Linked DNA regions of Homo sapiens: region 2 is linked to region 1. A link is a contact called in ENCODE Hi-C or POLR2A ChIA-PET data. All regions are on one chromosome and are shown on one strand. Each heading gives the region's core, a stretch centred on a gene start or an enhancer-like site at or near the end of the contact. The rest is flanking DNA. Distances are from core to core; before and after follow the strand shown.

Region 1 (2,700 bases), core at 98-2,597:
CGTCAATTATAAGCAGTTGTTGCGATGGATTTATTCCACCTAATACTCGTGCATGTGTGAGCGAGTGGCTGCAGTGATGGCCATTATCACACCACAGTTATTGTGCTGAGTGGCTGCAGTGATGGCCATTATCACACCACAGTGACTGTGCTGTGTGCAGCAGGCACACCCGTGTTTGGGGCGACACATGTTTCTGACCATCACTGATTAAAGTGTCCTTGGTATCTGACCTCAGTTTCACAGCTGAGACCCAGTTCCTATTCGTGCTTCCAGAAAATTGAAGACCAATTTTGGAGATTCTTGAGATTTCCTATCAGAAACTAATTGATGCCATTCTCCTTTCCAGATGGCAGCTTCTGATAGAGCTGGGCATTCGAGAAAATACAATTTAGGAGCATGGAGACTTTATAAGCAGAAAGAATCATGTGGAGACTGTCAGCTGAGATCATTGGGGACACTGTCCTGATGATCCCAAAGTACCTAAGAACGATGGGCTGATGTCTTCTTTTTGAATATTTTGTTCTGATGACTTTTGTATTTTTAAAGCTAAAAAAGTCAAAAATTATCCTTATCTTGCCAAGTTTCTGAGGCTCAGCGACAAGGCCACACAGAGGTAAAACTGGGCCTCCCAACTCCTGATCCTACTTTGTAGAAACACTGCAGAGCTCTACGCTGGGAGGACCTCTAGAGCCTAACAGAGCAATGTATAACCAGAAAGCTGCAGTCCAGAGAGGATAAGGACTGGCCACAATTATGCGAGAGGTTCTAATAATACTTAAAGTAAAAATCCAGTTCCCCAAATTCCAAACTGGTGTTCTTCTCTTCCATGGTATTAGCATGAAAACATTAGTTTTCAGTAGCAATATTCATGCCCAACGAGATGATTGGTCCTTATTCACACAGGCCCTCCTCTTGGCTTTCGGGGAAAGAAAGATCTTTTGGAAGATGAGTCATTCAAAGCCCTAAGTATTAAGTGCAAAGGACACAAACACTCTAGACTCCAGTTGAAAAGAACTTTAAAATTACTAAACGTCCATGTGAATTCAGTGCGCTTTCAAGAAGAGCTGACGAGTCCTGGGTTCCAGCACCCTCTAGCCCCTTAGCTGCTGGTAGATCTCAGGTGCTGAACTCAGGTTCCTCATCTGTAGATGGGAACTCGTGACTCAACAAGGTATGTAATCGAACTCTGAGACAGAAATGCAGGAGTTCCCACTTCCAACGAAGGATCAACAAGAGAGCTCCTCAGCCCTGACCACAAATCCACCCGAACTCCCAGAAGATTCAGAAACAGCCATAGCGAGGGCTTGCTCTGGGCAAAACCAAGATAAATAGGCTCTCTGAGCTAATGCATCCTGTTCATCAGGAAGTGCCGTGGCTGGCAGGAAGCCCAGTTTGCAAGGGCCCAACTGGCCCAGAACTGTGAGACGGGAGCCAAGGAGACAGAGATCTTGCCCTGGCTCTGCCTCTGATGACCTGGGTGAGGGAGCCACTGGTTCTCTGAGCCTCAGTTTCCTTGCTGTGCACTGAAGTGTCTGCTGAACTCTAAGGGGGTGCGTGTTCTTCGTTTGGAGCAGAACCTCATGCTGCATACATCGATGTTTCTGTCTCAAGGAGCTATGGAGTCACAAAGGCAGGGGACAGCTGAGGGAGGCCTCCCAGGCCTACACATGGTATTGACTGCCTCTGAGCCACTGAAACGAACCTGTTCATTTTACAGCCTGTGGGTACTGCAAAGCCTAAGATTTGTAGTCACGCGAAGTTTCTGATCAGGGTGTCCTCCAGAGTAGAGTGCCCACGACAATTAAATGGACGTTTTGTTTCTTGTATTTTAGGGAACAAAGTGTCAACCAGCTTCCTCGTTTTATCCTCGGTGGAAAAGTCACCTTGGAGCCAGCAGGGTTGTTGCTGCACCTTAGAAATACAACCGCGGGACAACAGCCACAATTACCTAGAAAAGTGGAATGAAATTGCTCTTGAGCAAGTAAAGGGAAAGCAACATGTCCTTTGATGGCTGCTAGAAAGGAGAGGAGAGCAGAGTTAGGTGGATGAAACAGGCTGTGATGGAACCCGCCTGTGCCCATCAGAACAGGTGCCAGCAGGAGCAACTTGGCAGACCCCTGAGCTTGCAGGCTTGGTGGAAGCAGAGTAGCTTCCCTCGGACATGTGTGCCCAGGACCTGGGGGCCATGGTGTACCGCAGGCTGCAGGATCGAGCCTCCACTCGACACCGCCTGTCCATCCTAGGGCACAAATTCTCTCCTGGCTTGTGGTACATAAGCCCACAGGACCTCAGAAGAGTCGTTGCAAAGATGGGGAAGGTGCCATGGTTTATTTTATGTATTGTCTTGACCAGGCTAAGGGGTATACAGGTAGCTGGTAAAGGATGATTTCTTGGGAGGGCGGTGAGGGCATTTCTGGAAGAGGTGAGCATGTGAACCAGTGGACTGAGTGAAAAGGCTCCACCCTCACCCATGTGGGCAACATCAACCTGTCCCCCGAGGGCTTGAATAGACCAGAAAGTGAAGGGAGGGCAGATTTCCTCTGTTTCAGCTGAGACATCCTCTCCTGCCCTGGGACATCTGAGTTCCTGGTTCTCAGGCCTCAGATGCAGACTGGGACTGACATCATCAGCTCTCCCAGGTCTCCAGCGTGCAGGAGGGAACATGTGGGTCTTCCCAGCCTCCACAATCGCATAAGCCAA
Region 2 (2,701 bases), core at 143-2,642, 200 kb after region 1:
GGGGGCCGCTGCCTGGAAAACAGCCTTCCTGGTGAGACAAGAGGCTCTTTAGAGAGCCGAAATCACGCCCTCCTGGGCAGGCGGTTTCACCAACATGTGCCTTGGGAGGGGTGGATTCTGCCAGTCGTGGGTGTGGTGCTGACACCCACATGGTGGCCCCTCCGGTCCCTGATACTCTGACCTACCTCTATGGTCATAAGCTGGACATGAAGACCTATGGTAGTTCCACAGGCCTTTGCTGCAGAGACGGTCCTCACTCAGCTGCAGACAGGACGGTGGCCACCGTGACATGTGGGGTCACGTCCGTGACTTGGCCACCTGGTGCGAGGGACCCACAGCAAAGCAGAACTGCTGGCCGGGGTAGGCCTGCATCGCGTGCGGGGACAGCAGCCACTGGCCTTTACCTTACATCTTGACGTCCAAGCCAGCTCCGGAGTTTGCAGTGAAAACTCCCAGTCCTGCTGGAGACTCCTTAGTTCAGCTTAGCACAGAACCTCGGAAGACAGCAGTTCTATTCCGGGTACTTCCTTCAGAGCTGAGTTACAGTGCAGGGAAGGGAGCAGAGGAGCCATGAGGTCGGCTGCAGCTTCCTGTGAGTCCGAGCCTCAGCCTCCCACTCGAGCTGAGGGGCGTGTCCTGGCCATCTCTCTCCTAGGCTTCTCCCTGTGTTCCCCAGTGCTGTGGTGGTCTTGCAGAGGCTGGCCCTGGCTCATTCCCAGGACTTCCTTGGGCCCCGCACTTGACCCCTGTTGGGTGAATGCCATTAGGGTCCGGCCATCGCTGGCTTCACTCTCCTTTAGCACCTTGTAGATGTCCATGCACACTTCCACCCTCGCGCCCCACACGCGACGCAGCCCTACCCTGGCCAGCAGCTGTGCTTTGCTGCGGGTTCCATGCTGTAGCAGGGACAGGACCCCCACCCCCTGTCCCGTCTGGCCACCGACTTCAGCAGAGGCTCGGCTGCCGTGAGGGATACCAGTCATGGGAAAACTGGCCTCCCTGCAGATTCACAGAGCAAGGTGGTTCTCACAGAGAAGTCAGTGGCTTTTTTCTACGTTAATGCTGTAGCAAACGCCACCTTTTCTTTCACCACCAATTTATATTTCTTAACACCCATGGAGCAAAGTGTGGTGATGTTTGAACTGTAGCCTGGGGCTCTCGCTCCCATGGGACTCCTCGGGGAATTTCTCAGCAGCAGGATCGCCTCTGCGTCCTTGCAGGGGGTGGCGTCTGCTGGGGGCACATCCCATCGTGCAGGGGGAACGGCTGAGGTCACAGGCTTTGCCTGACAAGTGCCACTCACAGCTGCTGTCCACGTGCCAGCCCTGGGACACAGCCCTCTGCCATCCTTCCACCCACTCGGAGGCCAGGGAGGCACCTCCGTGCCACACTGCAGGCAGGCAGGGCCGCGCTTGGGATCTGCCGCCTTCTTGTCAGTGCTGCTTTGACTAATTGCCTGAGGCACGGCCGGAGTGACTTGCTATTTTTAGAAGCTAATTCAGGCTTCAGATGCCATCTAGGTAATGAGGAGAGAGTTCAGGAAAGCTGTATCTAAGCTCCAGCAAAGGCGGCCTCTTCCGTACCAGCTGTCGCTGCGTTTACACTGAGACGAGCACACAGTCGGGGGCGTGGCTCAGGTGTCAGGGCTGCGCTGTTCCACAGCCCCCTGGGGCAGCCTGGCGGGACCAGAACTCAGACACGCCTGGGCACAAATCAGCCTCTTGGGAGAGCTGCTTTGCCCGCAGAATTCTTTTGCCATTAAGCGGTTGATGTCATTCTTTGAATGAGTGACAGTAATTCCCCACCTCAGGGTGGGCTGCGGGGGAGATTCAGTTGGAAAAGTAACCCATGAGGTTTTGTGCCTCTGGGGGTCCTGAGGCCCCACCCGTGCCTGGGATTCTCTAAGACAAAGGAGAAGTCTTAAAGCCTTACAGCGTCTTAAGTCTTAGATCACATTTAGAGAGACCCGGTACAGGTGGAACAGTGCAACCCTCAGAATTCTGCACTGGCCCTTCAAGAAGGCAGTTGTGGGCTCTTTGGACCCTTGACGGGGATCTGTCCTCTGTCCTCCTAAGCACAAAGATGGGAATTCTTCCCATTGCCTGTTTCTCTCCCCATCTCGGCTTCTACACAATGCAAAGTGGCCCGCTAACTAGAGTCCGTGTTCAGTTTTGAATACATCAACCAATTATTTTGGGAAGAAAAGAATCTGCCAAAGAAACTGGAAATACAGTTTGGAATCATTTAATCAAGCCTGCATTTATTAATCAAAGTGCACTTTTAGATTTCATCCGAAGTGCTCAAGTGAACATTTCCCAATGGGTGTTAAACTTGGGTGCACAGACTCTCACGTGGCTCCTAGTCTCAAGTCCACACCCCCACTTCATGCTCTTACTCTTGGCTGAGTCCCATGGAGGCCCATTAGGGAATCCTGCAGGATCAGCCGTTGACCAGGACGGACGGACGGCTGGCTGGGGAATACCATGCTTATGTCATTCAGAGACAAGCATTTCTTGAGCGCCTGCTGTGGGGGCTCGGCCGGGTGCTGCTGATGGTGCACTGGTGTAAGCCCAGCCCACAGTTCCTGTCCTCATGGAATTTGCAGCCTAGTGAGGAAGATCCTCCCAAGTCAAATAACCACAAGGTAACTGCAGGGAGAGACACCGGGATAATTTCTGTGAAGAGAGGACATGGGGTGGCT

Evidence for each region. A loop is a pair of places that touch in the nucleus more often than their neighbours do. ChIA-PET counts read pairs that join two places held with the same protein, here RNA polymerase II (POLR2A). Pooled maps may share reads with other maps.
Region 2: a loop to region 1 is called in a map of chondrocyte, with 3 times the contacts of the local background. The contact joins two enhancer-like sites. A Hi-C loop is called at or near these places in 2 of 168 maps with a recorded cell type or tissue (chondrocyte and heart left ventricle) and 10 of 50 pooled maps. POLR2A ChIA-PET finds 5 or more read pairs at or near these places in 1 of 52 experiments (common myeloid progenitor, CD34-positive).

What each region holds. Positions count from the first base shown.
Region 1 is chr10:2,924,509-2,927,208 of GRCh38, forward strand. No RefSeq gene overlaps it. Among named protein-coding and RNA genes, the nearest start is that of PFKP-DT, 140 kb to the right of the region's middle. Within about 2 kb of position 1,348, at least 2 of the 41 ENCODE cell types and tissues checked have a DNase peak (open chromatin) inside an H3K27ac peak, as active enhancers do.
Region 2 is chr10:3,125,644-3,128,344 of GRCh38, forward strand. The region is part of intron 16 of PFKP (phosphofructokinase, platelet); the gene reads left to right. Among named protein-coding and RNA genes, the nearest start is that of SNORD142, 7.1 kb to the right of the region's middle. Within about 2 kb of position 1,393, at least 8 of the 41 ENCODE cell types and tissues checked have a DNase peak (open chromatin) inside an H3K27ac peak, as active enhancers do.